Linked DNA regions of Homo sapiens: region 1 is linked to region 2. A link is an interaction called in ENCODE POLR2A ChIA-PET data of the cell type or tissue named here. Cell type or tissue: PC-9. All regions are shown on one strand. Links, peaks and the distances in the headings refer to the core of each region. The heading gives the core; the rest is flanking DNA.

Region 1 (15,568 bases), core at 4,792-12,791, 55 kb after region 2:
GACCTGGTGATCTGCCCGCCTCGGCCTCCCAAAGTGCTGGGATTTACTGGTGTGAGCCATTGCGCCTGGCCACTTTTCCCCAGCTTTCTTAAGTCACTGCGCAGAGGTGAGAGGAAAAAGGAAAAGTGATACCCAAAATAAAAGGACATAGTATACTCATATGATTATTGTATCGCAGGTGGCATTGCCTTTATGTTCTTGTTTAATTTTTTAAAACTGAGATAACTTGTTAATCATAATATAGTACAGCTTGTACTTGTGACCTGAATTTACTTAGGGTGCTGAGCGTAATTAACCTGATGGAGCCATGTCATCTATCAGTATGGTTGGAAAGAGAGAACAGACCTAAGCTCTGAATGTGACTAGAGCAGAGGAAGCTATGCTGAAATTTTTTTTTTTTTTTTTTTGGGACGGAGTCTCGCTGTGTCGCCCAGGCTGGAGTGCAGTGATGCGATCTCGGCTCACTGCAAGTATGCTGAAATTTTTAAAACTTGATAGATTCTTCAAAAGGCCAGGTGTTTGTTTTTTTGGTTTTTTTGTTTTTTTTTGGTTTGTTTTTTAATTGATGCCTGTCACAACTCCAGAAAATTCTGTTTGTGTAGCAGTTGACAATCTAAAAAACAAATGGTCTTTTCCAGACATTCTCAACTGTCGTGGTTGTTTTGATAACTTGAAAGCAAACTGTTTCTAGCACCCATCTCTTGTCCTTCCTAAGGAGAAAACTATCTCATTGAAATAAAGAAAGGCTTGTTTTATGACTGGTGCCTTTCTGGACTCTCATTTAGTTTTTTACACTGACATCAGCCTCCTCAAGATTGGTCGTCTTTTAAGCACTAGTTTGTTTCATTATTTGTACCATCAAAATATGTGAGAAAAGGAAAAAAAAAGGAAAAATTATCTTAATATTTTAGAACACTGAATTCAGATTTCAAGTGTCAAATGTTTGCAAAAAAGTCCCAATATTCTCTGAAAACATTGGATTTCTCTTATGTAAAATACCATTTAGACAGAATGAAAAAAGAGAACTGTATTTGGAGTGCTGAGACCTTGAAATTGGAATCTTCGGACCTGGTGAAGGTGTGGAATCCAGGAGTTGGGAAAGTGCTGCAAAAGCTTCACCAGTGGGTGGGTTAATAAAAATAATTTCGAATATCTGTGTAGTGCTGTGTGTCAGGTACTGAACCAAGTATGAAATGTAATCCTAGAACAATTCATTGAGAAGAGAGTTGTACTTTTAACTACATTTTATAGATGAGCAAACTGAGGCATAGAGAATAAATAACTTAAAAAGGGCCACACAGCTATTAAGTTGCAGAACTGGGGCTTTAACCCAAGTAGTTTGGGTTTGTACTCAATTATTTTTCAACGGTTGACCTCCATGGAGAACGCCTTGGATCTTTTCCAACAAAAATTTTTAATCTTCTCTATTGACATTTGTAGCATTGGGAGATGCAGCACTCCCTAAGTTAGTAATGTACAATTTGAATGTGCTTCCTACAGGTGAATGATTTATAGCCGCACTGCCCCTCCTGGAGGGAGACCTATCATTCCTTCATTCCTACTATATAATTTATTTTATTTTTAGTTGGCAAATAATTGTATGTATTTGTGGGCTACAATGTGATGTTTCAATCTATGTACACATTGAGGAATGATTAAATCAGGCTATTTACATCTGTCACCTCATGTACTTATTTTTTTTGTGGTGAGAACATTTAGAATCTTTAGCAGTTTTGAAATACACAGTATATTATTGTTAACTGCGATCATCAACATGCTGTGTAACAGATCAGTAACACTTATTCCTCCTGTCCAATGGAAACTTTGTACCTACTACTGTGCTTATTGTAGCAGGCCTTGCTAGCAGCCTCCTTCCCATCTTTTTATCCTTTCTTCCTTTTTCATCCACAGCTCAGTTAATTGCTGATTGGTTTCTTTATCACATTCAATAGTTCTTTAATCCTTTATTCGTTCCTCAGTCTCTATATTCTGCCTGGTTAACATTGGAAAAGCTTGCTTTGCTTCTATTTGTGTTTCCAGGCTACTCAGTGGGAGGATGCTACAAAGTACACACCTCTAGGAATGAAAACTTGATTTCAAAGTGAAATTAGACATCTATCCCCCCTCATTGCCTCCCCCCAAAAAGCCAAAACACTGCCATCAACCTCTGACATCTTTAAAAGTATTTGGGATTTTTTAAAAATTTCAACATTTCATACTTTTAATCTTGGTTCCTTATCCTTTAATGTTAATAATCAGAATCTGTAAAACAATTTCATGGTCACTTATCTCTTTATGAGTATTAAAGTAGTATTTACTTTGTAAATTTTCTTTGCTGATAGACTTTCAGGCATGTTTTGCTGCTTATAGTGAGAAGTTAAACACCTTTTTAATACTGTTATTTTATAGGAAAGTTAAGTGAGGAATTCAGACAACCAACTTAAATTTGTTGCATAGAAACACAGTTGTCTCTTGGTTTCAGTGGGAGATTAGTTCCTAGGTCCCCTTGGGATATGAAAATCCAAGGACACTCAGGTCTCTGATAAAATGCCGTAGTATTTTCGATAACCTGTGCATATCCTCCCAATACTTTAAGTCATCTCTAGAAATAATATTTTGTGGGAAGAGTTTCAGATTTTTAAGTAGAATTGTATATGTTACTGTCGATTGCTAACTGATTTAATCCTGACAATCATTTAGTAACAATGTTTCAAAACTTTTATGTGTTGGAATTCACTCAGAACCTCGGAGACTTGGGCATCCTAGAGAAAATGTATTAGAAGCATTTGTTTTCAATCAGTTTATAAATTTTTGACTTCTGTAGGTAGTCTTCGGATTTAAAAATAAATAGGACTTTGTCCTGTAATAATTCGTAGAAAGTCAGTGGGTAGAGGCCGGACGTGGTGGCTCATGCCTGTAATCCTAGCACTTTGGGAGGCCGAGGCAGGCAGATCACCTGAGGTCAAGAGTTTGAGACCAACTTGGCCAACGTGGTGAAACCCCATCTCTACTAAAAATGTGAAAAATTAGCCGGACATGGTGGTGCGTGCCTGTAATCCCAGCTATTTAGGAGGCTGAGGCAGGAGAATTGCTTGAACCCGGGTGGTGGAGGTGGCAGTGAGCCTAGATCACACCATTGCACTCCAGCCTGGGCGACAGAGCGAGACTCTGTCTTTAAAAAAAAAAAAAAAAGTGTGTAGACAGTGGAGGAGAGGATTTCATCCTGTGTATAACATTTTAACCTTATCTTTGCCATTCTCTGCGATCAAGCAAATCAGTCAAAAACACTGAATTGAGCGCAGGACTTAAAAGAAGGAGTAAGAATATGTACACTTTTTATGTCAAAGTACATTGCACTTTATTAAGATTGTGAATTTCATTATATTGTGTTTGCATGACTCCAATTTAATTCTTATGCTGGTTAGCATTTTTTACTATGGAATATATTCTAATGATCAGTGTTAGAATATAGGACTTTCTTACTAATCTGGAAGCACCTGATACCAGGAATTGTGGCTTATAACAGGGATTTCCCAAAGTAATTTAAGTGTTTTTGAATAGCTTTTTCTCAGTATGGATTTTTTTTTTGGCAGGTTATCTTGGGGAGAGATGTCTTTTTTTTTTTTTTTAACCTTAATTAAAGGTACTCACACTAGATAAGAACATGTTTCGGAAGTCCACGGAACTAGCAGGAATTGGGGAAAGCAGTTGTGTGACTAGGTAAAAGATGTTAGAATATTTTGGTTGAGAAGAAAAGTGGAATATATATAAATTAGATTAAGAATTATATTTAATTCCGCGTTCAGGAATTTAAAGTTTGTGCTTTTCCTTGTTTTGTGATCTGAAGAGAAACATTATTCTTGCAGAAACAACTTGAGGTACGTATTTTAGTCACTGACTAAATATTTCATCAAGAAGCAGTGTAAGGCCAGGTGCGGCGGTTCACACCTGTAATCCCAGTACTCTGGGAGGCCAAGGCAAGTGGATCGCTTGAACGTAGGAGTTCAAGACCAGCCTGGGCAACATAGTACAATCCTGTCTCTTAAAAAAAAAAATTAAAATTTGTGTGTGTGTATGTGTGTGTATATATATATATATACACATATATGTGTATATATATATATACACACACATACACACATATATATATAAAAGAAATATAAATTTTTAAAAATAAAGCAGCGTTTGGTAAATGTGGCCTGTAACCTGTTCTTGTAAACAAAGTTTTATTGAAATAACATTTGTTTCCATATTGTCTTTGGCTGCTTTCAGGCTGCAGCAAGAGTTAAATCTTTGGGATAGAGACCTTATGGCTCCCAAAGCCTAAAATATTTTGTCTTTGTTATGAGAAGAGAGAATAGTGTACCTTTTGAAGTTTTATTATTATTACTATTTTTATTTTTATTTTTTTGAGACTGAGTCTCTCTCTTGTTGCCCAGGCTGGAGTGCAGTGGTGCGATCTCGGCTCACTGCAACCTCCTCCTCCTGGGTTCAAGCCATTCTCCTGCCTCAGCCTCCCGAGTAGCAGGGATTACAGGCACGCACCATCACACCAGGCTAATTTTTGTATTTTTAGTAGAGACGGGGTTTCACCATGTTGGCCAGGATGGTCTCAATCTCCTGAACTCAGGTGATCTGTCCACCTCAGCCTCCCAAAGTGCTGGGATTACAGGTATGAGCCACTGTGCCCAGCCTTTTTTTTTTTTTTTTTAAATTAAAAATTTTAGAGGCAGAATCTTGCTGTTGCCCAGGCTGGAGTGCAGTGGCATGATCATAGCTCACTGCAGCCTTGAACTCTTGGCCTCAAGGTACCCTCTCGCCTTGGCCTCCCAAAGTGCTGGGAGTACAGGCATGAGCCAGCACAGCTGGCCAAAAGTTTATTTTGTAAAAATCAGGTAATCATTGCATATATTAAGAAAATCCAGAAGGTTTAAATAGGTCTTCAATAAGTTTTTCCTTCCTCCTGTGTGATCCACTGTTAGTAGTAGGGCTGAGCACCAGATACCTTTGCTCATTTTACCTGTACTACAATTTTTCTTACGGTAAAGAGTAAAATTTCTTGAACTCATGTCTCTATTAAAAGTTTGAAAGAAAAAGATTAAGATAGCTACATTTCAAGAAAAATGTTTCATATACCCAGCTTGCTTCACTCATTTGCTTGCTTCTTGGCTTTTAAGTTTGTCTAGAATAGCTGGTTTTTAAAACACCATGTTTTTGAATGACAGCTGTAGCTGTGGCTGTAATCTGTAGTAAGAGTAAAAGCCCTTGGTGTTTTGGAGCTTTAGTGTTTGGCTTCTCTGAATCCGAGTATGTAAAGTGCAATGATTGGCACTTAGTATTCAATAAACATTTGTGGAATTTAGCCATTCATTCAGAAAAGAAAATTAAGTCAACAGTTTCCTTGATACCTGAGAATTAATCTGGGGAAGCTGGCTTCTACAGATAACAGGGTCTGTGACGTTTTGAAGCTGATTTTAGATATAGAATGATATACAAAATGTAATTATTGAAAAGGGAAAATTTGTAAAATACGTCACATCAGTTGGTAATTAATATAGTACATACTGAATTGCTTCAGAGGATTTAGAGTACTGGTTTCAAGTTTTAGGAGGGAAGGAGCCTTTTACAGAAAATGTTTGTGTTGTGGGCATTTGAAGATGGTTGGTTGATCGTCCTAAACTTTGCAAATTTTCACATTTTTATTTTTATTTTCGTGAGACAGAGTCTTGCTGTGTTGCCCAGGCTGGAATGCAGTGGTGTGATCTCAGTTCACTGCAACCTCCTCCTCCTGGGTTCAAGTGAGTTTCAGCTTGAAGCAGCCTCAGCCTCCAGAGTAGCTAGTATTACAGGCATGAGCCACCATACCCGACTAATTTTTGTATTTTTAGTAGAGACAGGGTTTTGCCATGTTGGTCAGGCTGGTCTTGAACTCCAGGCCTCAGGCCTCAAGTGATCTGCCCTCCTAGGCCTCCCAAAGTGCTGGGATTACAGGCGTGAGTTACCACACCTGGCCAAGCTTTCACATTTTTAGTTAATACCTTTTGAAGTCCATGCTCCCAGAGGGGTGAGATACTTAATTTTATTTATTATTTTTTGTTTTTGTTTTGTTTTGTTTTTGAGACGGAGTCTTGCTCTGTGACTTGGGCTGGAGTGCAGTGGCACGATCTCGGCTCACTGCAACCTCCGTCTGCCAGGTTCAGGTGATTCCCTGGCCTCAGCTTCCTGGGTAGCTGGGATTACAGCACGTGCTACCATGTCCAGCTAATTTTTTTGTGTTTTTAGTAGAGATGGGGTTTCGCCATGTTGGCCAGGCTGGTCTTGAACTCCTGACCTCAAGTGATCCACCGACCTCAGCCTCCCAAAGTGCTGGGATTCCAGGCATGAGCCACCACTCCTGACTTTAATTTTATTTTTAATTGTACTTGTTTATTTACTTAGTGTCATATCTGAATGACTTACTTTTTCTGCCTATTTTAAGGTAACTTTTACGTAGGCTGCCTCTCCAGGAAGAAAATGTATCCTGGATTACAAAAGAAGAGTGGGAAATAGGGGAATCTAATAAAGCTGTGTTAATGAGTATGACTTTGTACTTTTTTAGAAGCAGACTTCAATTGTTTTAATACGGTTTCATGGATACGATAAAAAATCAAATCTGGCAAAACCCAGTCGTAAATGAGGCCTCCCCAAAATCATTGCAGAAAATCATATTATTATATGGTTAATGAAATGACCAGAGTGAGCCTGTACCGCTAGCCTGCAAGAAATTCTGGGGTCTAGCGGCATGATTTAAGTCTGTCTTGGCCCTGGCCACCAGTTGCTGTCACCTTGTTTAAACATGGATGGGGACAATTTTGAGTCCAGCTACTGGGATTAGGACTTCTACTTTATTAATGCATATATTTCTGTAAAATATATTTCTAGAAGTAGGATTAGTAGATTGGTATTAAGCATTTCCAGTGCCAAGTATTATTAATACTTGCAATTTTGAAATTCAAAAAGCTCTGAAAAATCAAGTTGTTAAAAAAAAAAAATCTTTGCTAGTAAAACCTGACCTGAAGTAACGTGAGGCTATATATAGTCTTTATTTTTGACACCATTCATAGTTGCCTCAGCAAAGATAATATGTTTGATTATCCATTGCTACCTGAGACTTCTTGAGAGGATTTCATAATGTAGGGTACATGTGTCACAATACCTCTATAAAATCTGGAAAAGTGTAAATTCTGGAGCGTGTCTTGTGTCAAGAGTTTTGAATAAGGGATTGTGGGTATGTATCAACTTACTCCTCTGTGTAAGAATGCTTGTTTTTCCACACCCTCAACAACACTATGCCTTGCTGCATTATTAATGTGTGGAAATAGCCAGTGATTTTAAGTATTATTTGCCTTAGAGATTATAGTAGTAGAACTCAGATTTATAGTGTGACATGCTGTTCTGGAAGAGCAAAGTTATTACCTTAAATGACCCAGAGTCTCACTCTGCCTTTGCACCTGTTTTAGTTACTTTCAAAGTTAACTTGGCTGGAAACTTGACTGTATATCAAGTTAGCAGTTACTGTAATAGTATAGTTTGTCAGGAAGTGTATGTCATTCTCTTTGACATAATGGATGGTATTTTGTGAGGAAAAATAACAGTGATTCTAATGATGGAGTCATTTCTCATTATGGTAACTAATGGTCATCTTAACAGTTGGTGAAAAAAGAGGTGGCAGTTTTTATAGTTAACATATTAGTAGCATTCTATTTGGGATTTTCCTCTTTTCCTGATTTGTAATTCCTTTGCCATGTGTTGTGAATACTGAGTTCCAAATTAAATTTTTATTCAGCTGGAATTTTGGTTTTTTTTTTTGATGAATGGTATGCAGTATGACTAAAGCCTAGGTTTTTTTGCCCCCTTGAGCAGTTAGCCACTTCCAACATTATTTGTTGAAATAAACCATTCTTCCTAACTTGAGATACCATATTTATCTTTATCATATCTAATTTCTTTTTTTTTTTTTTTGAGACGGTGTCTTGCTCTGTCACCCAGGCTGGAGTGCAGTGGTGCGATCTTGGCTCACTGCAATCTCCACCTCCCGGGTTCAAGCAATTCCCCTGCCTCAGCCTCCTGAGTAGCTGGGATTACAGGCACACACTACCACGGCCAGCTAACTTTTGTATTTTTAATAGAGACAGGATTTCACCATGTTGGTCAGGATGGTCTCGAACTCCTGACGTTGTGATCCGCCTGCCTCGGCCTACCAAAGTGCTGGGATTACAGGCATGAGCCACTGTGCCCGGCCAGTCATCTCTGGTTTCTTATGTGTACTTGGTTTTATGGCAGTTTTATAGTACATTTAATATTTTCATAAAAATCATTAAAAACTTGCCCTTCTTCCCCTCAAATATCTTAGCAACCTTTGTGCATTCTTCCAGATAAATCCCTTGAAAATAGGATTTAGATTGGATTTGTATTAAAGTTACATATTAATTCGGAGAACATTCATATTTGTGTAATATGGAGTTTTCTGGGTAGGAACATATACCCATTACATTTTATGTTTTTTTTTTTTAAGTAAAATATACTTTTATTTGTAAAGATTCCTAGGAAAGAACCACTCCACAAAGAAACAAATTACATATAGTTCTCCTAGTGAATTGAATGGCAAATTTGAAAATTAACAGTTTGAATCTATTTACCGTATAGTTTAAATTAAATATGAAGACTTTGTGAACGTGTTTAAAATATATTCGGAGAACGAGAAATCTCTGTGTAGGAGAGCAGGTTTTTTGTTTTTTTAAAAAAATATTTTTTCTTAAATATTATGATCATTTGTTGCTACCAGACAAATAACTAAGAGATCTGGCTTTGGTAATTTAAGTTGTCTATTTTGAAAGAGCTTTAAAAATGTGTACTTATTCATGTGTTCGTTATTTTCTGTGACAGTTATATTTTGTATAGAAGGCAAAAGTTAACTTGAAATTACAACTGGTAATTTTCTTGTTTTTTAATTTTAAATGTAGACTAAGAATCTTCATTTTTGTCATGTTTCACTTTTATGGTAATGTCTAAAGTTGAACTTGAAATAAATATGATTTCTATTTAAGGCTGCCATTTTAAACGTTATATTCTAAAACCGTACTGGCCTAGATACTACAACTGAACTTTTTTTCTTTTTAGTTACTCCACAGGATCCGCTGAACATAGGATGTTGCCACAAAATCTACCTCGTGTATTTTTCTCTTTCACTCATGAGCTGCACAATTGCAGATTTGAGCACAATGTCTGCAGACTGTGTTGAAAAACTCTGAAGAACCTAATTAACACAGGATGACCTAGGAGTGATTCTAAGTCTGTGTAACAAGATATTACTCATTAGTGAATGTGTCAGTCTTGGTACTGAATGCTGCAGATAACAGCAAGTAGGTTCTCCTTTATTTCTGAAGTATTCACTTGACCTTCCATCAGTAAGACGGACTTTTCTAATCTGTTCCTGGAGATATTAATGGAATACAGTCATGTCCACTCAAGACGAGAGGCAGATCAATACTGAATATGCTGTGTCATTGTTGGAACAGTTGAAACTGTTTTATGAACAGCAGTTGTTTACTGACATAGTGTTAATTGTTGAGGGCACTGAATTCCCTTGTCATAAGATGGTTCTTGCAACATGTAGCTCTTATTTCAGGTAAGTACTTTTAATGTTTTAAATAGAAATTCTTTGAAATGTTATTTAATTTTTTAAAAAGCCACATCTCAATTTTTGTTTTTAAGTTTTGCTTAAGGTTTCTATTCAGATGATGTAGTACTTGGCAAATCTCATTCTTGCATGTGTAAGAGACACATGAAAGAAGTTTTATAAAGGTTGAAATACAAGAAATGTGTTGCAATTAACTAAGGTAAAGTTTTAATGTTGGGAAGGCAGAAAGGTTTAGAATATTCTTTTTCCATTAAAAGAGAAAGAAAAATGGGATAATTTACACTTTGAGATTTTAAAATGCTGCCTTTAGAAAACAGTGATCTCTGTTTTTAAACTGACAAGTTATAGGCTCAAATAGTAATTTTTAGAGGGTAAAAATTGGTGCTGTTAGATAGGTTAAGACTTTTCTTTACAAAATATATTTTTTCTCACTCTTTACTATTACCATTTGTGATATTTCTTTATACTAACTAGACTCTTTGCCAGATTTAAATATTTAATAACTAGTAACGTTGGTGTTCTCTATGCCTCTGAATGCAGAAGTTAATTTAGTTACTCTTTGCTAATAACAAATACATAAAGCTTAACTTTACATTTTTATGATCTTTTGCGTCTTTGTTGTACGTTTCCTGAGCAGAATAGAAGCCAAGGCATAGATGGATTGCTTTATTTGTTCTTTGCTTTTAGGTAATTTTGACTTAATATTTGAAAGGGACAGGGAGAATAAAGGTGAATTAAATGTGGACCTGTATATTTCTACTACAAATATTAACAGACATAAGCAGCAATCATTAGTGAGTTTGATGTTGCTGTTTTGTTTTGTTTTTGTTTTTTTTTTTTGAGACGATCTCACTCTGTTGTCCAGGCTGGAGTGCAGTGCAGTGGCGCGATCTCGGCTCACTGCAACCTCTGCCTCTTGGGTTCAAGTGATTCTGCTGCCTCAGCCTCCCAAGTAGCTGGGATTACAGGCACGCACCACCACGCCTGGGCTAATTTTTGTAATTTTAGTAGAGATGGGGTTTCACCATGTTGGTCAGGCTGGTCTCAAACTCTTGACCTTGTGATCCGTCTGCCTTGGCCTCCCGAAGTGCTGGGATTACAGGCGTGAGCCACTGCGCACCGCCTGTTCTGCTGTTCTTTAATGGCAGCTATAGACAGGATAGATTTCATTTGACCTTTCAGGGCTGACTGACTTTGTATGAAGATACCGAAACTTCACATTCCCTAACACATCCCATGATGATTGCAGAAGCTAAGGCTCAAACACCAGTTGTTGCCTTTGCTATGCCTACAATTTTTTTTTTTTTTTTTTAAAGACAGTCGCAATCTGTCACCCAGGCTGGAGTGCAGTGGTGCTATCTCGACTCACTGCAACCTCTGCCTCCCAGGTTCAAGTGGTTCTTGTGCCTCAGCCTCACAAGTAGCTGGGATTACAGGCACACACCACCATGCCCGGCTAATTTTTTTTGTATTTTTAGTAGAGACGGGGTTTCACCATGTTGCCCACGCTGGTCTCAAACTCCTGATCTCAAGTGATCCACCCGCCTCGGCCTCCCAAAGTGCTGGAATTACAGGTGTGAGCCACTGTACCCAGCCAAGTCTGGGAAGTTTGTTAACCAATCAGTCCCCCACAGATACCAAGGGACAACTGTGTATTATACCTAAAACAAATCAGATATTTATTAAATAAATAAAAATAGTTCAATATGTGTTTGGGGTTGAAGCCATCCATCATTAAAATCTTGTGCCTGGGACAGTTTCATATCCACAGGATATAATTTGAGCTTTTCACAAGTGTTCTTCAACTAGATTCTGCTGGCAGAATTGTAGATTTCGAGATCTTTACATCTAATGCTCCTATACATCTACTGTAGAGATTTTGCCTTCTGAACTAAATACATTCTTCCTTTGTAGTTTGAGTTACCAGTTCTGTCTATCCCACCAATAATTAGTAGGTACCTCTGAATAATAGTTTTAATATTTCTTGGTAACATTTATAGTTCATTTTAGACCCAAAATGAGAGAATTGCTTGAGAATTACTCAGCACTTCTGTTGTGGTACTTCAGCCTGTTACAATATTATGAAATTAAGTATTTGCTGTTTCTGGTCGGGAGTGCTGGCACATGCCTGTAATCCCAGCACTTTGGGAGGCAGAGGCGGGCGGATCACGAGGTCAGGAGATTGAAACCATCCTGGCTAACACGGTGAAACCCCATCTCTACTAAAAATACAAAAAATCAGCCGGCGTAGTGGCGGGCGCCTGTAATCCCAGCTACTCGGGATGCTGAAGTAGGAGAATCGCTTGAACCTGGGAGTTGGGTGTTGCAGTGAACTGAGATACCACCACTGCACTCCAGCCTGGGCAACAGGGTGAGACTCTGTCTCAAAAAAAGAAAAAGAAAAGCACCAGATCCTATTGGCTCTTTATAGTGGGTTTTGTTTGTCTGTTTGTTTGTTCCTTTTTGAGGTGGAGTTTCACTTTTGTTGCCCGGGTTGGAGTGCAGTGGCTCGATCTTGGCTCACTGCAACCTCTGCCTCCCGGGTTCAAGTGATTTTCCTGCCTCAGCCTCCTGAGTAGTTGGGATTACAGGCACCTGCCACCACGCCCAGCAAATTTTTGTATTTTTTAGTGGAGACAGGGTTTCACCATGTTGGCCAGGCTAGTGTCGAGCTCCTGGCCTAAGATGATCTGCCCACCTCGGCCTCCCAAAATGCTGGGATTACAAGTGTGAGCCACCAAGCGCCCAGCTATAGTGGTTTTTGTATTCATTTCTGCCAATATAACTTAGTTTCTTACCTCTTAGGTATATTATTGTCATAGCCTGATAGCCAGTTTTCCTGTCTCTAGCCTTTAGCTCTTATAGTCTGTCAGCTTAGAGTATTCATCCTACATTTATCACTTACATTTTGTCATGCTAAATTCAGACTTGAAACCCTTTGGTTTTCCCCACTATCTACAAGGAAAAGCTCAGACTCTCTTGTCTCATTTAAAGGCCCTCTGTGATCTGACTGCTCTCCATCTTTCCAATTCATTTTCTGGTTTCCTGCATGAGCCCTTATGTTCAAGCTATGCCCCTTGAACAATTGCTTCTTATGTTCTACCCTGTTTTATCCATTTTGAATGGCTTCTTCATCTCTGTCCTTGAGGGGCCCAAGTTAGTGCCCAAGTTAGTGACTGTTGTGACACTCACTGTTGACCGCTACATGCAGAAGCTTTTCTCTCCTATTTTCCTCTCTTACCTATATATGGGCATTCTACTTAGTATTCTCCATGATGCCAGTTGCCTTTCCATCATGATTTCCTGTATATAATAGATTTTTAGGAAAGTGTCCTGCATATTTTTAGAGAATTGTTTGAGTAAATGAATTTTTAACAGCTTTATTGAGATGTAATTTACATACCACAAAATCTACCCATTTTAAGTATATAATTAAATGAATTTTAGTATATTTACAGTTACACAACCATTTCCACAATCTAAATTTAGAGCACTTTTATCACTTTGTGTCTATTTATAGTCACAGACCCCATTCTTACAGTTCTAAGGAACTACTAATCTACCTTCTGTCTCTATATTTTCCTTTTTTAGACGTTTTATATAAACGGACTCATATACTATGTGGTTTTTTGTGTGTGGCTTCTTTCACTGAGCATAATGTTTTCAGGTTCATTTATGTTAAAGTATATATTAATACTTAGTTCCTTTTTATTGCTGAGTATTATTTCATGGTATGAATATAAGAAGTGAATAGAATTTTGAGATTTTCACTCAAAATGGCATGGTGGAATAGTCTGGTATATATTTGGGACTGGATTTTATTCTTATCTGTCTCCCTCAAAAATTTCATTGGCTAGGCACAGTGGCTCATGCCTGTAATCCGAGCACTTTCAGAGGCTGAGGCAGGAAAGATTGCTTGAGCTCAGGAGTTGGAGACCAGCCTGGGCAACATAGGGAGGCCTTGTCTCTACTAAAAATAAAAGAAAAAATAGCTGGGTGTGGTGGTGCATGCCTGTAGTCCCAGCTACTTGGGAGACTGAGGAGAATCGTTTGAGCACAGAAGGTCAAGGCTGTGGTGAGCCATGATGGTACCACTGCACTCCAGCCTGGGGGACAGAGCAAGACCCTGTCTCAAAAAAAGAAAAAGTTTCTCTTATAAGTAAATACCCTAAATAAACACCTCTTATTGTCTAATTGTTCTTTTCAGCTCTACATTTGTTTTACACAAAACCCTTACAACTTTGTTTTCTTCATCTCCCCTGTAGGGCCATGTTTATGAGTGGACTAAGTGAAAGCAAACAAACCCATGTACACCTGAGGAATGTCGATGCTGCCACCTTACAGATAATAATAACTTATGCATACACGGGTAACTTGGCAATGAATGACAGCACTGTAGAACAGCTTTATGAAACAGCTTGCTTCCTACAGGTAAGCATATATATATTTTTTTAGACGGAGTCTCTCTCTGTTGCCCAGGCTGGAGTGCAGTGGCACGATCTCCGCTCACTGCAACCTCCGCCTCCCAGGTTCAAGTGATTCTCCTGCCTCAGCCTCCTGAGTAGCTGGGATTACAGGTGCTAATTTTTGTATTTTTAGTACGGGGTTTCACCATGTTGGTCAGGCTGGTCTTGATCTCCTGACCTCGTGATCCACCTGCCTTGGCCTCCCAAAGTGCTGGGATTACACGCGTGAGCCACTGTGTCCAGCCTACAGGTAAGCATTTTTTTACTCAGTTACATACATGAGTTGTAGCTTATTGGTTTATTATGTGGTTTATTTTGTGAGGAAACATTGTTAAACATTTTTTATTTATGTTTTTGAGATGGGGTCTCGTTCGGTCACCCAGGCTGGAGTGCATTGGTGCAGTCATGGTTCACTGAAGCCTTGAACTCATGGGCTCAGGTGATCCTCCTGCTTCAGCCTCCTGAGTAGCTGGGATGACTAAAGGTGTGCACCACCATGCCCAGCTACTATTTTTATTTATTTATTTATTTATTTATTTTTATTTATTTATTTTTTTGAGACGGAGTATCATTCTGTCACCCAGGCTGGAGTCTAGTGGCGCGATCTCAGCTCAGATGCAAGCTCCGCCTCTGGGTTCATGCCATTCTCCTGCCTCAGCCTCCCGAGTAGCTGGGACTACAGGTGCCTACCACCACCCCCGGCTAATTTTTTGTATTTTTAGTAGAGATGGGGTTTCACCGTTGTTAGCCAGAATGGTCTCGATCTCCTGACCTCGTGATCCACCCACCTTGGCCTCCCAAAGTGCTGGGATTACAGGCATGAGCCACCACTCCCTGGGCCAATATTTTTATTTTTTGTAGAGACACGATCTCACTGTGTTGCCCAGGCTGGTCTCAAAATCCCAGGCTCAAGCAATCCTCCTGCATTGGCTTCTCAAAGCCCTGGGATTACAGGTATGAACCACCATGCCTGGCCCAGTAATGTCTTTTATCTATGTAATTTTCTTATTACGTGTTTTAGAAGGTAAAAGGTTTTTTTCTTTTTACAAAATGTGTAAGGGAAAAACAATAGGATTTGATTACCCAGTAAACTAAGTAGTTTTGTGATGGGAATGTAAATCTGTTAATAAAAGAGATAGGTGAAAATTTTATACTGGTTTCGTGTGTTTTACTACCTAATATACCTGAGAATTTTGATTTCAAGTTAAAGTAATTTTTTTTTGAGACGGAATTTCACTCTTGTTGCCCAGGCTGGAGTGCACTGGCACAATCTTGGCTCACAACAACCTCTGCCTCCTGGGTTCAAGTGATTCTCCTGCCTCAGCCTCCTGAATAGCTGGGATTACAGGCATGTACCACCATGCCCAGCTAATTTTTGTATTTTTAGTTGAGGTGGGGTTTCACCACATTGGCCAGGCCGGTC
Region 2 (15,568 bases), core at 2,782-10,781:
CGTTCTTTTCATCCTCTGCTACGGAGAAGGGACGAGGACACGGGTCCTGCAGTGTTGGTGTGGCGAGGCCCGGAAGAAGAGAGAATGGGCGGCGGGGACTGGCCACGGCGCTGCTAGGTAGAACAGAGGCGGACTTGTTTTCTCCGGGTTGGAGGGAATTTTGTTGTTGTTTTTTTTATTTTTTACCAGGGTTCAGGGTGGGCATTCAGGGAGCCAGCTGCCGTTTGGCACCACGCGGAATTCGGGCCCTGACTTGGGAGGCCTTGCGCTCCCGTGGCTCCAGTTCAAGGAGGGTCCAGATGACCCGGGAGAGTGTGGTGTAAAGAAGATTCAAAGGTGGGGGAGGGAGATATGGCTTCCCCCTACGCTTCTAGGTTCTTTAGCTGGGCCACAGATTAAATTGTCATAAGACAGATTAACAAGAGAAAAACTATTTTTACATACCCATGCACTGGAGGGCCACAAAAGTGGGAGACTGAAAGAAGGGCCAGGGAATAGGAGCATGGGCCTTTTGGGGCGTGGTGGAGACAAATTATGGAAGGGTCAAAATGTATGATGAATAAAGGTTGCTTTGTTAGGCTCCCAGGTGATAAAAGCTGTCTCCAGGCAGCTCTCTTTCTGATACAGATACGTTTACTCATGGAAATTTCCTTTAAAGATGTAAATTTCTCTTTACAAAAGGGGAGCAGTTGCCGGCGAGGTGAAGTTTTCCTGTGTTGGCTGGTTCTGTTTCTTTTAGCTCAGAGTCATCAGTATGTCAGGGTGGCATATTTTGATGCCAATTAATTTGAGCTTTTTCATGTATTTTGGTAATGAAATGTCACATGCCTGTAACACATATAAACATAGGCATACAGACAAACAGAAGCAGATCTTTTATAAGATTCTTCATTAGCCAGTTTTCTAATAGTCTATGCCCACTTCAGATGATCGTCTGAAGTGATCATCCAGTTAGATCGTCTACTTAGTGATCCTCCACTTAGTGATCGTCCACTTTAGAGGATCAGTCTCTTGATTATCTTTTCCACTACCCTAAGTAATTAGTAGCTAGGCAACCCTAAGCTTGCACTTTCAAAAGACTATTAGATGAAACAAAGTAAAAAATTTACATCTAAAAGACACAGAACTTGTACCTAAACAGAATTATTTGCTGAGACAAAGAAAGGCATAGGTTACAAACTGGTTAAAATTACCAGGAAAAGTATTTTAAACAGAGGTACCGTACCGTTTGTTATGTAAACTTTAAACCAATGTCTTCCCCATCCTGAAATTTTCTAGTGGTTTAGGTCCACCGAGGGAGATGCCCTTACAAAAGGAGGTTTTTTTTCTTTTTTTTTTTTTCTTTCTTTCTTTTTTTTATTTTTTTCTTTTCTGAGACGGAGTTTCCCTCGGTCACCCAGGCTGGAGTGTATTGACACGATCTCGACTCACTGCAACCTCCACCTCCCAGGTGCAAATGATTCTCCTGCCTCAGCCTCCCAAGTAGCTGGGGTTACAGGTGTGTGCCACCACACCCAGCTAATTTTTTTTTTTTTTGTATTTTTAGTAGAGATGGGGTTTCACCGTGTTGGCCAGGCTGACCTCGAACTCGTGACCTCAGGTGATCCACCCGCCTTGGCCTCCCAAAGTGCTGGGATTACAGGCTTGAGCCACAGTGCCCGGCGGTAGATTTCTTTTATAAAGAGTTTCAGGCTGGGCGCCTTTGGCTCACGCCCTTAATCCCAGCACTTTGGGAGGCTGAGGTGGGCAGATCACTTGAGATCGGGAGCTGGAGACCAGCCTGGCCAACATGACAAAACCCTGTCTCTACTAAAAATATAAAAATTAGACAGGCTTGGTGGCGCACGCCTGTAATCCCAGCTACTGAATAGGCTGAGGCACGAGAATCGCTTGAACCTGGAGGCGGAGGTTGTGTTGAGTCGAGATCCTGCCACTGCACTCCAGCCTGGGCGACAGAGCAAGACTATTTTTTTTTTTTTTAAACAGAGTTTCAAAGTAGCCAGCTAAATGTCAGGAAGTTGCATTTTGTCAACTGATTTAGTTTGATAGATTGTTTCTTCTTCTTCTTCTTGTTCTTCTTTTTTTTTGAGGCAGAGTCTCCCTCTTTTGCCCAGGCTGGAGTGCAGTGGCGCTATCTCAGCTCACTGCAACTTCTGCTTCCCGGGTTCAAGAGGTTCTCTGCCGGGCGCGGTGGCTCACGCCTGTAAACCCAGCACTTTGGGAGGCCGAGGCCGGCGGATCACGAGGTCAGGAGATTGAGACCATCCTGGCTAACGTGGTGAAATCTCGTCTCTACTAAAAATACAAAAAATTAGCCGGGCGTGGTGGCGGACACCTGTAGTCCCAGCTGCTCGGGAGGCTGAGGCAGGAGAATGGCATGAACCCGGGAGGCGGAGCTTGCAGTGAGCCGAGATGGTGCCACTGCACTCCAGCCTGGGTGACAAAGCGAGACTCCGTCTCAAAAAAAAAAAAAAAAAAAAAAAAAAAAAAAAAAAAGAGATTCTCGTGCCTCAGCCTCTTGAGTAGCTGGAGTAGCTGAGATTACAGGCACCTGCTACCACACCCAGCTAATTTTTGTATTTTTAGTAGAGAGAGGGTTTCGCCATGTTGTTCAGGCTGGTCTCGAACTCCCATACTCAAGTGATCTGCCTGTCTCGGCCTTCCAAAGTGCTGGGATTACAGGCGTGAGCCAGATCGATTGTTTCTTAATGAGATTTCTGACTTCAGGATGGAGCCTCTTAATGAATAGGACAGTGAAAGAAGTTGCAGTTTTCAGGGCCTAATATTTAAATATGTGAAAAGCAGGCACAGCTGAAAGGCAGAACATTCAGATCTTTAAAATTTAAGGATTCTACTTTTACATTGAATCCCAGGTCCCCAAGAAGAGGGAAATACGACTGAACCAGTGTGAATTCTTTCCACAGTTTTCCTCAATACAAGGACATTTCACAGAGGCTGGTGGGCGACCTGACTCCATCAGTCCACTCTGCAGTCAGCCTCTCTCCCACAGGAGTCTTCAAGTGTTCAAAGCACACCTTTTAAATCTAAACAGGCAAAGAAACAAGTTGCCTCCTTCAGTAGTGACCATTCACTGCAACAGCTGTCAGCCACTTCCAAAACTGCAGCTTTTGCCAGTGACTTGCCAGCCATCACACATGAAAATGTCAAGTTCTCCACCACAATACAAAGTAATACCTCATACTCCAAAAGCCAGAGATCCAGAAACTCCGTGCAAAATAGAGCAGAGCCACAGACCTGAGAGAAGCCTACTCATGACTCTTAGATTCCATGAGAAAGACTGAAGACCCCAAAAAAGGGTGGGCATGGCCCCTTTTTCCGTGTACTCAAGGGGTCTCAGGAGTGCCAGAAGTCTCCTATGTGTTCAAGATGGCAAAAGGGAGAAGGAGCAGAAGTGGAAGGAAATGGAAGAGTTAAGTATTAGAGGGGCCAGTTTGGGAGATTTTAAGCTTTCTAAAAGGCCAATGAAGTTTTACATTTTTCTCAACCAAAATAATGCCAACAAGGTAGGAAGCAAACAGTGGCCTCCAACATTTTTTTAAAAGGGGTTTCAGTCGACTGAAAAATATTATCAGGAATAAGATCGAAAAGAGAAAAAGCAGAAGGGCCTTTTTTAGTTCTCAAAAAAAAAAAAAAAAAAAATTATAGCCTGAATGTCAGCCTTTAATTAAGCAGCTGACTCTGACCACAGAGCTTTTTTTTTTTTTTTTTTTTTTTTTTTGAGATGGAGTCTCACTCTGTCACCCAGGCTGGAGTGCAGTGGCATGATTTTGGCTCACTGCAACCTCCACCTCCCAGGTTCAAGTGATTCTCCTGCCTCAGCCTCCAGAGTAGCTGGGATTACAGGCGTGCGCCACCACAGCTGACTAATTTTTGTATCTTTGGTAGAGATGGGGTTTCACCATGTTGGTCAGGCTAGTCTCGAACTTCTGACCTCATGATCCACCCAACTCAGCCTCCGAAAGTGCTGGGATTACAGGCGTGAGCCACTGCGCCCGGCCGACCACACAGCTCTTTAAAAAAATTTTTTTATATCTCTCATGAGCAGATTTCAGCCAGGGCAAACAGAAAGGAGATTTCCCATTTAATTTGTCTGGTTCTAAACCCAGCTTTTCCCAATTGTGCAGAAAATTGAATTACTTTAGGCCTTTCAAAGGACCCCTATATTGGCCATCATAATTTGGGGTCCTCTCGAGTCATGTGGGCCAATGTGTGCAAATACTTATAAGATGAAACTCAGCAGGTATTGCACATAAAACCAGCTGGTGTCTCCGAGGGAGGGTGCCTCCTTGGGGAGTCCTCAGACCCGGATGATTTGTTACCCATAATTTAGAGACCTGAATCATTCATGACTCTGAGCAGTGTTTTGGGCCTAAATGTGCCGCTTGTGAGTGTATCACTTCGGTGTGTCACCAGTAAGTCAGGTCTCCTCTCTTATGTGTCTCAGAAACGCTGAATCCCCTGAAGGTCACAGAGGACTCACAAATGCAAGATGACCAGCCTTTATGCACACTCACTGGCAGGGTGAGAGGGTACAGATGTTCTCACAGAGGAAACCCTGTAAGGCCACTGAATGTTATGGACAAAGTCCTGGCACCTCGCCAAGTCTCTGATTATTTAGAGTTCCCTAATGGGCCAGAGGGAGTGAGTGCCTTTAATCTTCGGAGGGAAGTATTCATTCTCATAAATTAGGAAAAGGGACTCCAAGAGAGGTTGGTCCAGGGTGAAACAAGCACAGTTTCCATAATGAAAGGTCACAATGCAACAAGACCTTGGCCCCAAACCAAAGTAAATTGGCGACTTAAGACCCATGTGTTGGCAGATAAAAATCCTGATCCCCTGACCTTAGGAAAGTCAGAGATAGGAGTTCATGTTGGTACCAAGTGCCGCTTTCAGAGAGAAACACTGGGCAGTGGTGGAGGGAGGGACCTATTCTGCCAACTATGCCAGATATGTTGACCCAAAGGAAAAAACTGAAGCTAAATTAATATAAGTATAGAGTTTATTTTGGGCCAAGTTTGAGGACTGCAACCCAGGAGTGTATATTCCGGGCAACTTAAATAGATACTCCCAGCTTGCAGTCCTCAAATTTGGCTCAAATGAACTCTACTGACATTAATTTTGCCTTCGTTTTTCTTTTTGGGGGGTTGACATAGTGTGATGTTCACTCAGTCAACAGTTTGTTTCTGTCACAGGCACTTTTTGTTACCTATGCTATGTGGGTCATGTAAGGAAAGGTCCTCAAGGAGTTAAAATCCTTCATAATCAGACTTCTGGGAGATTGCATACAAAATGCAGTTTTTTGGTGGAGTCTGGCCTACTTTTTGGTGGCCCAAGAGCTGAATGACTTTTCACCTTAACAGGGCAGTGGTTGCAGGTTGGAGACCCTGCATTGTGGGCATCCACATTACTGGGCATTTCGGCCTTTTCAAGTAACCGGGTGGTGCTCTTGTTCTCCCATGGAAGACAGATGTTTAAAGATCTTTCTCTAGCATAACTGCAGGCAGGGCCTGGCCCTGCCCAACACTCAGTATATTTAGCTGTAGGATGCCACACAGTGGTTAATACCATGTGTTTATTTTGTAGCTCCTAGACAGCAGAGAGATTATAACCTGCTTTTGCAAATGATAAAATGGAACCTCACCAGCTAAGTAATATAGACCTATAAACTAGCAAAACCAGATGTTTACTTCTGCCATGGTTTGAATGTGTCCTCGAAGTTGATGTATTGGAGAGCTGGGCATAGTGGCTCATGCCTGTAATCCCAGCACTTTGAGAGGACTGGGTGGGTGGATTGCTTGAGCCCAGGAGTTTGAGACCAGCCAGCCTGGCCAACATATTGAGAACCCATCTCTACAATAAAAATAAAGATTAGCTGGGTATGGTAATGTGCACCTGTAGTCCCAGCTACTCTGTAGGCTGAGGTAGAAGGATCACTTAAGCCTGAGAGGTTGAGGCTGCAATGAACTGTGATCAGGCCTGCACTTCAGAGTGGGCAACACAGTGAAACTCTTGTCTCAAAAAGTTCATTTATTGAAACTTAATACCCAATGTAACAGTGTTGAGAGAGAGGACTTTTAAGATGTGATTATGTCAGGAGGGCTCTGCCCTTTTTGTTTGTTTTTTGAGACGGAGTCTCACTCTGTCGCCAGACTGGAGTGCAGTGGTGTGACCTCGGCTCACTGCAACTTCCGCCTCCCAGGTTCAAGCAATTCTCCTGCCTCAGCCTCCCAAGTGGCTGGGACTACAGGCGCACACCACCACGCCCAGCTAATTTTTGTATTTTTAGTAGAGACAGGGTTTCACCATGTTGGCCAGGATGGTCTCCATCTCTTGACCTCATGAGCCACCCGCCTCGGCCTCCCAAAGTCGTGGGATTACAGGTGTGAGCCCCCGCACCCAGCCGGCTCTGCCCTTATAAGTGGATAGGCGCTGTTAGGAGTGGATTAGTTATTGCTGGAGTGGGTTTCTGATAAAAACATGAATTTGCTGTCCATCACCACCCATGCTCTCTCTTGCTCTTCTGCCTTCTGCTATGGGATGATGAAGCAAAGAAATCCCCTGCCAGATGCTAGCCCCTTGACCTTGGACTTTCTAGCCTCCAGAACTATAAGAAATACATCTCCATTCCTTGTAAATTGCCCAGTCTCAGGTATTCCGTTATATCAGCATAATATGGGCTAAGATTCTCAGAGCACTGGGGTTTTCTAGTTTCAGAGATTTGCAACTGACTGGACTGTCAATATGTTTCCTTTGGCTAGTTCAGAGACTTGTTTGCTTTTAAATCAAATGTTATTCATTCCAGAGTAATACTTCATGTAATTTAAACTGTTTAATCAAATAGTACCAAAGGCTTTTTTTTTCTTGACTCAAGTGAACTCATAAGAAAAGGCTAATTTAAAAAAATAGTGGTTTGAGACTCCAGTTACCCTATATATTCTCTGCACCCCTCTCCCCTATCAAGACTTCTGTGAGGAAACTTAGTTTTTTCATCTGGGACATAACTGCTTATTTTATTTTATTATTATTACTATTTTTTTTTTTTTTGAGACGGAGTCTAGCTCTGTCGCCCAGGCTGCAGTGCAGTGGCGCCATTTCGGCTCACTGCAATCTCCGCCTCCCAGGTTCATGCCATTCTCCTGCCTCAGCCTCCCGAGCAGCTGGGACTACAGGCACCCATCACCATGCCCAGCTAATTTTTTGTATTTTTAGTAGAGATGGGGTTTCACCGTGTTAGCCAGGATGGTCTTGATCTCCTGACCTTGTGATCCACCCGCCTTGGCCTCCCAAAGTGCTGGGATTACAGGTGTGAGCCACTGCGCAAGGCTGTAACTGTTTATTTTAAAATCATGTTTCTTGCCTTTCTTTCCCTCACTGTCTCCCTCCCTCCCTCCCTTCCTCCCTCCCTTCCTCCCTTCCTTCCTCGTTTTTTAGAAAGAGGGTCTAGCTGTGTTGCCCAGGCTGGTTTTGGACTTAAGGATTCCTCCCACCCTGGCCTCCCAAGTGCTAGGATTATAGGCATGAGCCCCCATGCCCAGCCTTATATTGCCTTTTTTGATTCCGTAATGGACATTATCTATTTAAGGGGAAAGTTTTTTTCCTTCCACTCTTCTAAGGTCCAGGGCCCCTGTAACAGAAGATTAATAATAAAAAAAAAACAAGCATTGCCAGGCACAGTGGCTCACGCCTGTACTCCCAGCACTTTGGGAGGCTGAGGCGGGCGGATCACCTGAGGTCAGAAGTTTGAGACCAGCCTGACCAACATGGAGAAACCCTGTCTCTACTAAAAATACAAAATTAGCCGGGCCTGGTGGCACATGCCTATAATCCCAGCTACTCAGGAGGCTGAGGCAGGAGAATCGCTTGAACTCGGGAGGCGGAGGTTGCGTTGAGCTAAGATTGTGCCGTTGTACCCTAGCCTGGACAACAAGAGTGAAACTCTATCTTAAAAAAAAAAAAAAAGGCTGAGCGCAGTGGCTCACGCCTGTAATCCCAGCAGTTTGGGAGGCCGAGGTGGGCAGATCACTAGGTCAAGAGATCGAGACCATCCTGGCCAACATGGTGAAACCGCGTCTCTACCAAAAATACAAAAATTAACCAGGCGTGGTGGCGTGCGCCTGTAGTTCCAGCTACTCGGGAGGCTGTGGCAGGAGAATCGCTTGAACCCGGGAGGTGGAGGTTGCGGTGAATTGCACTCCAGCCTGGAAATGAGGGCGAAACTCTCTCTCCAACAAACAAACAGAAAAAAACAAGCAGAAGTTTATTACCATGTATATGTTCTATATACATGGGAGATACCCAGTGGAATGAAAAATCTTGAAGAAGTGGTTTTGGATTCAGGCTTAAATACCATGTTCAGCTAAATCAAAGAAAGAAAGATATGGGGGAACTGAGCTATGGGATAGTGACCAAGAAAAGTATGATAAATAAAGGTAAGGTTTGTTATGCAGGTTTGTGTCTGTGCTTTCCCCGTTGTTAGCATTCTCTTGTGATTGAGAGACATTTTTCTCTTTCTTATATAGAAAGGGTCTCACCTGTGGCCAGGAGCGGTGGCTCACGCCTGTAATCCCAGCACTTTGAGAGGCCGCGGTGGACAGATCACGAGGTCAGTAGTTCGAGACCAGCCTGAGCAACATGTTGAAACCCCGTCTCTACTAAAAACAAAAAAAATTATCCGGGCGTGATAGTGCGCACCTGTAATCCCAGCTACTCAAGAGGCTGAGGCAGGAGAATCGCTTGAACCGGGAGGCAGAGGTTGCAGTGAGCAGAGATCAAGCCACTGCACTCCAGCCTGGGTGACAGAGAAAGACCGCATCTCAAAAAAAAAAAAAAAAGGGTCTCACCTGAAATGGAGATTCCCTTTATAGATGAACATTTGTCTTACAAAAGGGTGACTTCGGCTCTCTTTTCAGAGCTTCCCCTGTGTCTGCTGTTTCTCAAAATGATCCTTAGCCAAAAAGGTGTGCTTTGAGGTAGCATATTCTGGTCTCCTACAGCTATTCAACTGAGGACAGAGTAGGTAAGATTTTAGTTGTTTTACTACCCTTGTCTCCTTCCTTCCTATGTAGTCATATTATAATAATTTTTGCTAAATTAGTAGTTAATATTAACATAAGTATTACTTTGCAATATCATTCACTTTTGCATCAAATAGTGACCTATGATTTATTTTGTATTTTTAAAGTAGTTAATAAGAGCCTGAGTTTTATTCATTTGCTTTTTTTTTTTTTTTTTTTTTTTTTTTTTTGAGATGGTCTCGCTCTGTCGCCCAGGCTGGAATGCAGTGGTGTGACCTCAGCTCACTGCAACCTCCATCTCCTGGCTTCAAGCGATTCTCCTGCCTCAGCCTCCCGAGTAGCTGGGACTACAGGTGTGCACCACCATACCCAGCTAATTTTTGTATTTTTAGTAGAGATGGGGTTTCCCCATGTTGGCCAGGCTGATCTTGAACTCCTGACCTCAAGTCATCCACCCACCTCAGCCTCCCAAAGTGCTGGGATTACAGGTGTGAGCCACCATGCCTGGCTGAATATTATTTTAAACTTTGGAAATATCTTAACATGCTACATAAACTAATGAATTGTTTAGCCCCAGGGAAAAAAGCATCAGCGCCCCCCCCCCCTTAAACTGGTGGGAACTCTTGTAAAATGGACTATTTAGGAAATGCCATTGCAAATAATAATAGAATTCAGAATGTGCAGTTCTATCACATTCCTTTTCCATCTAGGCAATATAGTTACATATTTTTCAGGAATTTGGAACTTAGTTTGGCCATATGTTGTTTGTTCAGCTCCTGTGGCAAAAATAATTATTTGTTGGATTATTGGATATTTTCATAGACTTTACCACCTCCCTTCCAAACTCTCTTAGGCCTCTGTGCATAAGGCATAATATTTTTTAATTTTTATTTAATTGTTTATTTGTTATTTTTTGAGACAGAGTCTCGCTCTGTTGCCCAGGCTGGAGTGCAGTGGTGCAATCTTGGCTCACTGCAAGCTCTGCCTCCCGGGTTCACACCATTCTCCTGCTTCAGCCTCCTGAGTAGCTGGAACTACAGGCGTCTGCCACTGTGTCCGGCTAATTTTTTTGGATTTTTAGTAGAGACGTGTTTTCACCGTGTTAGCCAGGATGGTCTCGATCTCCTGACCTCGTGATCCGCCCGTCTCGGCCTCCCAAAGTGCTGGGATTACAGACATAAACCACCGCACCCAGCCTTTTTTAATTTTTTATTTTGTAGAGATGAGGTCTTGCTATGTTGCCGAGGCTGATGGCAAACTCCTAGCCTCAAGTGATCCTCTTGCCTCAGCTTCTCAAAGTGTTGGGATGACAGGCGTGAGCGGCCAAGGCATAGTATTAACACCTCTAAAGGATGGCTGCAGGAGGTCTGTATCATCTTACCATTATTCTTGCTTATGACACACCACAGCTTTCCATTAGAAGATATTTTAAGTATTTACTTTGGAAAAGCACTGTATCATACCTAAAAAGCTAACTCCGCTACTACCCAGTTGTTTACTATGTAATCTTTGTGGAGTAGGTTCTCCTATTCCATGGATCAGTGATAGTGAGGGTGAGAGGAGTCCTTTGACAGTGTCCACAGATGAAGCCAAAGGGAAATCTTTCTTGCTGTAGCGACCTGTGCCATTTCTCATCTGTACTCTGGCAAAGTCCTTTTCTCTGACACCTTGGAGGCGAATGGAAGGGAAAGCATTTCACTTTCTCCTTAGTCTGTTCCCCTTAATCCCTCCCTCCTCCAGTATTTACTGTGTTCCAAAAGGGTCTCTAAAATCAGTTCATAAGGAATGGTTCAGGATGAAGAGAACATTAAATCATTAAGCATTCCTATACTTTGCAGCCATTCTGAAGTATTAAAATGAGTACTTCCTTGTAGGTTTAGAGGGTTAAGGCACAGATCTGAGCTACAAATATTTGTCTTACTTTTTTGGGGGAGGTGTGAATCCCTCTAAGAGCCCGAGTTGCTCTTTGAGTGCACGAACACCTCACCTGCAGAATTTCCTTCGCATCTCGCCGCCTGTCCCAGATACAGACTTTGCGTGCTCAGCATTCTGGGTCTCCCTCGGGTTCAGTCCCTGGATGGAAATAAGGAAGTCCTGGCCCATCTTTGGTGGCAGGTGCCACCTAGCACAGGGAGGAGAAGCGTTCTGCTCTTCCCAGGTAATACCTGTCTGTGCGGGGGAAGGAAAAATGGCTTCCCTACACCCTTCTAAATTCTTTGGGTAGGCTATGAATTAAATGAACATAAGATGGATTAACAGGAGGAAAAAAATCTTAATTATATCTCTATGTATGGGAGTCCCACAAAAGTATGAGACTCAAAGAAGCACCAGAGGAACCTTATATAGCATCCTCAGCTGCAGAAAGGAACAGGGGATTGGGGCTTCTTGGGGGAGGGGTAGAAATAAATTATGGGAGGATGGGGGAGGAAACATATGGTGAATAAAGTTTGCCTTTTTATGTAGATAAAAGTCTTTCATGTAATAAAATTTGTCTGGGAGCAGCTCCTTTCCTGATACAAACTCCTTTATTACTAATGTAAATTTGCTTTATATAATCGATGTAAATTTCTCTTACAAAATGGCAGCTCTTCAGGGCTACTCCTTGTCTGCAGTTTCTCAAAGTAATCAGCTTGAAATAATTAATATGCCAATGAAGCATATTTTAGGGTGGCATATTCTGGTGCTGTGCAGTCATTTTTGGGGTGCTGTGTCCTGGCCTCAACATCTGTAAACCTGGCAGGCAGGCGGGCGGGCGGGTGGAATTGGAGCTGGCGTTGCAGGCCCATGGGTGAGGGTGCCTCTGGGACGGGCCTGTCCACGCAGCTCTGTGCATCCTCCGCTGTGCCCCCACACTGTGTTGGAACAGATTGCACTCTTTTCCCCCAGGAGCCTGTTCAGTGTTGAGTACATGGATGTTATGCTAGGTCAGTAACCTGAGAAAAACACAGTGATGTTTTGGAACCAGAGGACCCACTGTCTTCTCACCTCATGCTCTCCCTGCAACCTCTTGCTTTCCTTTCTCCTCCAAATAAGATCATTGTGCTGAGAGACATTAGTTATTTCAATGAACATAATTTCTGGATCTCTGCAGGATGTGTTATCTCATCAGTTTATATGTGATCTGGAATGCTGAGCATATTTTATTAACTGTTTTAGATATAATATACTAAAATGTAGTTTTGAATTTTCTCTAAGAATCTCCTTTTTATTCTGACCTGGCTGCTGTCTTTTGTTCATAAAAGTATGTTACGTTCCCATTAAAATGGTTGATGGTTTTGTTTTTTGTTTTCCAGTTATGAAAAACCTCCTCCTGGGCTTATCAAGGTTAGTGTGAAGTTTGTACTCTTGGTTATCCCACTAGACATACTTACAGACTCAGTAATGCATTATGAAAAATGGTTGCATGACATTTAAATGCCCTTTTATGAAAAGCCTGTTTCTTTCCTGCAGATGACTGAGGGGTCATAATTTTTAGTGTTGTCACAAGCCTCTGCCTTTGTGGAAATTTCATCAGCCATGTTTCCCTTCCCTGAGGAACCAGTGCAGGCCCACATGGGTTCCTTGGCCGTGGCCCCCTTCTCTCTGACTGGGGAACGGCATCTTTAAGCTCAGCTGCCTCCTTTTCTTGTCAGCCTTACTTGGCTCAGTCCCTCAGTCCATCCTGTGTTGGTTTCTTGAGTATCAGCAGCTCAGAGAGCAGTCAACTCCGAGGAGACCCGACAGCTCATCCAGTCCAGCTCCCCGGTGGAGGCATCCTTCCTGCAGCTCCTGGCTACGGCACCAGGGTGTGTGCGCACGAGGGAGACTTAGAGTGGCAGGCCACGGCCAAGAAAACTTGCTGTTTCGTAACTGTCAATGGAGAAAGATTCTTCGCCAAGCGCAGTGGCACATGCCTAAAATCCCAGCACTTTGGGAGGCTGAGGCAGGTGGACCACCTGAGGTCAGGAGTTCGAAATCAGCCTGGGCAACATGGCAAAACACTGTCTCTATTAAAAATACACACATACAAAAAAATTAGCTGGACGTGGTGGTGCACATCTGTAATCCCAGCTACTCAGGAAGCCAAGGCAGGAGAATCTCTTGAACCTGGGAGGTGGAGGTTGCAATGGGCTGACATTGCACCACTGCACTCCAGCCTGGATGACAGAGCAAGACTGTCTCAAAGAAAAAAAAAAAAAGATTCTTAAAAACCATCTTTCTATTGAAATTTAATATTCATGGAAACTTGAAAAAATTACAGCATGCATGCGACTGTAAAACATGATAGGGGCCTTCAGGGTATAATAAGCTATTGTAGCATAATATGCCATTTCTATTATTCCAGGAAGCCTGGTTTACTTTAATTCATACATCTTGCTTCATTCTACATTTTGAGGTAGTGAAACCTTTTTTTAAAAAACCTTAGAATCTAATTTACATCAAAATTTGGAGCTCACCAGTCATTGCTATATAAGGACAGATTTTTCTGCTTCACCAGTAACTTTTCTCTAAGAACAGCTACATTGTTTTTGGTATAGTTCTTCTGGTACATTTGTTTCCTTTTTTTTCGATCAAGTGTAACTGTCTTTCTTTCTAGTTTTGAGGGGTAATTAAGATGACCTTGGCACCCACAGACCAGGAAAAAGCCAGGTGAGGGTGACTCCTAGGGAAGCAGGAGAGAATCCCAGCGCTATCTTGCCATGCTATTTGCACCTTGTTCCCTTTGTTTAGGAAGATGAGGCTAAGCCAGAAGATAGCATACCAGATATACCAGGCAATGAATACGCCAGAGAATTTCTGGCTCATGCACCAACTAAAGGACTTTGGTTGCCACTGGGGAAAGAAGTCAGAGTTATGCAGTGTGAATGTGGGAGAGTTCCCCTAATCCATGCAACTTACATGCCGCAACTTACAAAGCGCGTTTACTTCTTTTATTTAACTTGTTCTCACCACAGCCCTCTTAGAGCCAAGGCATGTTCTCTGTCTTCTAGATGAGGAAACAGATGTGTGTATGTCAGTAAGTGGTCCCAGGGAAGACGTAGAGCAAAGCTTTGACTCTAGGGTTCCTGATTCCAAGTCCAGCATTCTTTGCTCAGGACTGTCACTGCCTTGGGAGTACACTCTTCGGTGTTACTCCTGTAATAGAAAGGACTTTCTGGAAAGTAATAGGAAGTAAAGAAAGTAATAGAAAGGAAATGCCATGGGAGTGAGGGATGCATTAGAGAACGGGTCTTTTTGGGTCTTGCCTCTGTTGGGCACTCTCTATCAGTGGTGCTTTGTCCATGTAACGGAGAGAAGCTACCATGGGAGGATGGGTCTACACAGGTGGAACTCTCTGTGCGCATGCCCTGCCCCTCCGTTGCAGTTAACACATTCGAGAGCGTACGAAATTACTCTTCCATTGGGAGGCCGAGGCGGTGGATCATGAGGTGAGGAGATCGAGACCATCCTGGCCAACATGGTGAAACCTCGTCTCTACTAAAAATACAAAAATTAGCTGGGTGTGGTGGCGCATGCCTGTAATCCCAGGTACTCGGGAGGCTGAGGCAGGAGAATCGCTTGAACCAGGGAGTCGGAGGTTGCAGTGAGCTGAGATCACGCCACTGCACTCCAGCCTGGCGACAGAGTAAGACTCTGTCTCAAAAAAAAAAAAAAAAAAAAAAATCAATCTTCCAAAGAGTCAAGCTTTTTTAGTTGGTTGTTTTGATGTTTATCTCCACATCTTAACCCCATAGTTGCATTGTTGCTCCATGATTTTTCAAGTTTGGTCATTTTCTGATGCCTCTGTACAGTGGAAGATGAGTATGTAGTTCTCTCTCCTGCTCTCACCACACATGTGTACCCTTTTATATCTCATTTTCCCAGTAATTATTATATCATAAACTTAGTTAAATAAGTCTTTGGTATTTACTATGATTATGACCAGAGGTGAGCTGTATCTTGCAAAATGTGTCCGCTCAAAATGTGTCCTGTTTTTATTGTTTTTGAGTTTTTGTTATTATTATTATTGTTTTTGCTTTCCATGTACTGATCTGTAATTCAACCTCAACATTTTTCCAAGCTTCAAACTTAAGACCTTCAATGTATATACTTGAGATGTTCTGTCCATTTCATCTTACTGAAGGTGGCTACTCCCATGCGTATCATCCAGGCATCTCCCTTTACCAATATATGATGGACTGAATGTTTGGGTCTCCCCATAATTCGAATGATGAAGCCCTCATCTCTAATGTGATGACATTTGGAGATGGGGCCTTGTGAATTAATTAAGGTTAAATGAGATCATGAGGTTAGGGCCCTCATGATATGATTGGTGCCCTTTCAAAGAAGAAATTCTAGAGATCACTCTCTCTTGTGTAGGCCCAGGCTCATACATACATTCTCGCTCTCACTCTTGCTCTCTCCTGTCCTATCCCTACCCCCTTGTGCCATGTGAAGACAAAGTAAGAGGGCTGCCATCTCAAGTTAAGAAGAAAGCTCTCACCACAGACCTACCTTGCTGGGACCCTGAGCTCAGATTCCAACCCTCCAGAGCTGAGAAAATCAATTTCTGT

The links. ChIA-PET counts read pairs that join two places held together with the same protein. Peaks named below come from ENCODE experiments on the same cell type or tissue, not always from the same donor. Only the 100,000 strongest peaks of a DNase experiment are listed, where the experiment ranks them.
Region 1: POLR2A ChIA-PET joins it to region 2 with 10 read pairs; 21 of 35 experiments call an interaction of 5 or more read pairs at or near these places.

Annotation. Positions count from the first base shown.
Region 1 is chr7:32,873,534-32,889,101 of GRCh38, reverse strand. KBTBD2 (kelch repeat and BTB domain containing 2) reads left to right here. Exons shown (of 4, transcript NM_015483.3): 2 at 9,160-9,667; 3 at 13,945-14,110. The coding sequence starts at 9,498. Among named protein-coding and RNA genes, the nearest start is that of KBTBD2, 10 kb to the left of the region's middle. RefSeq lists an enhancer at 1-342. In PC-9, for the core only: no CTCF peak of the experiment used is centred there; no DNase peak of the experiment used is centred there; H3K27ac peaks cover 3,518 bases.
Region 2 is chr7:32,926,869-32,942,436 of GRCh38, reverse strand. It overlaps the pseudogene RP9P. Among named protein-coding and RNA genes, the nearest start is that of FKBP9, 23 kb to the left of the region's middle. RefSeq lists an enhancer at 525-1,413. In PC-9, for the core only: no CTCF peak of the experiment used is centred there; no DNase peak of the experiment used is centred there.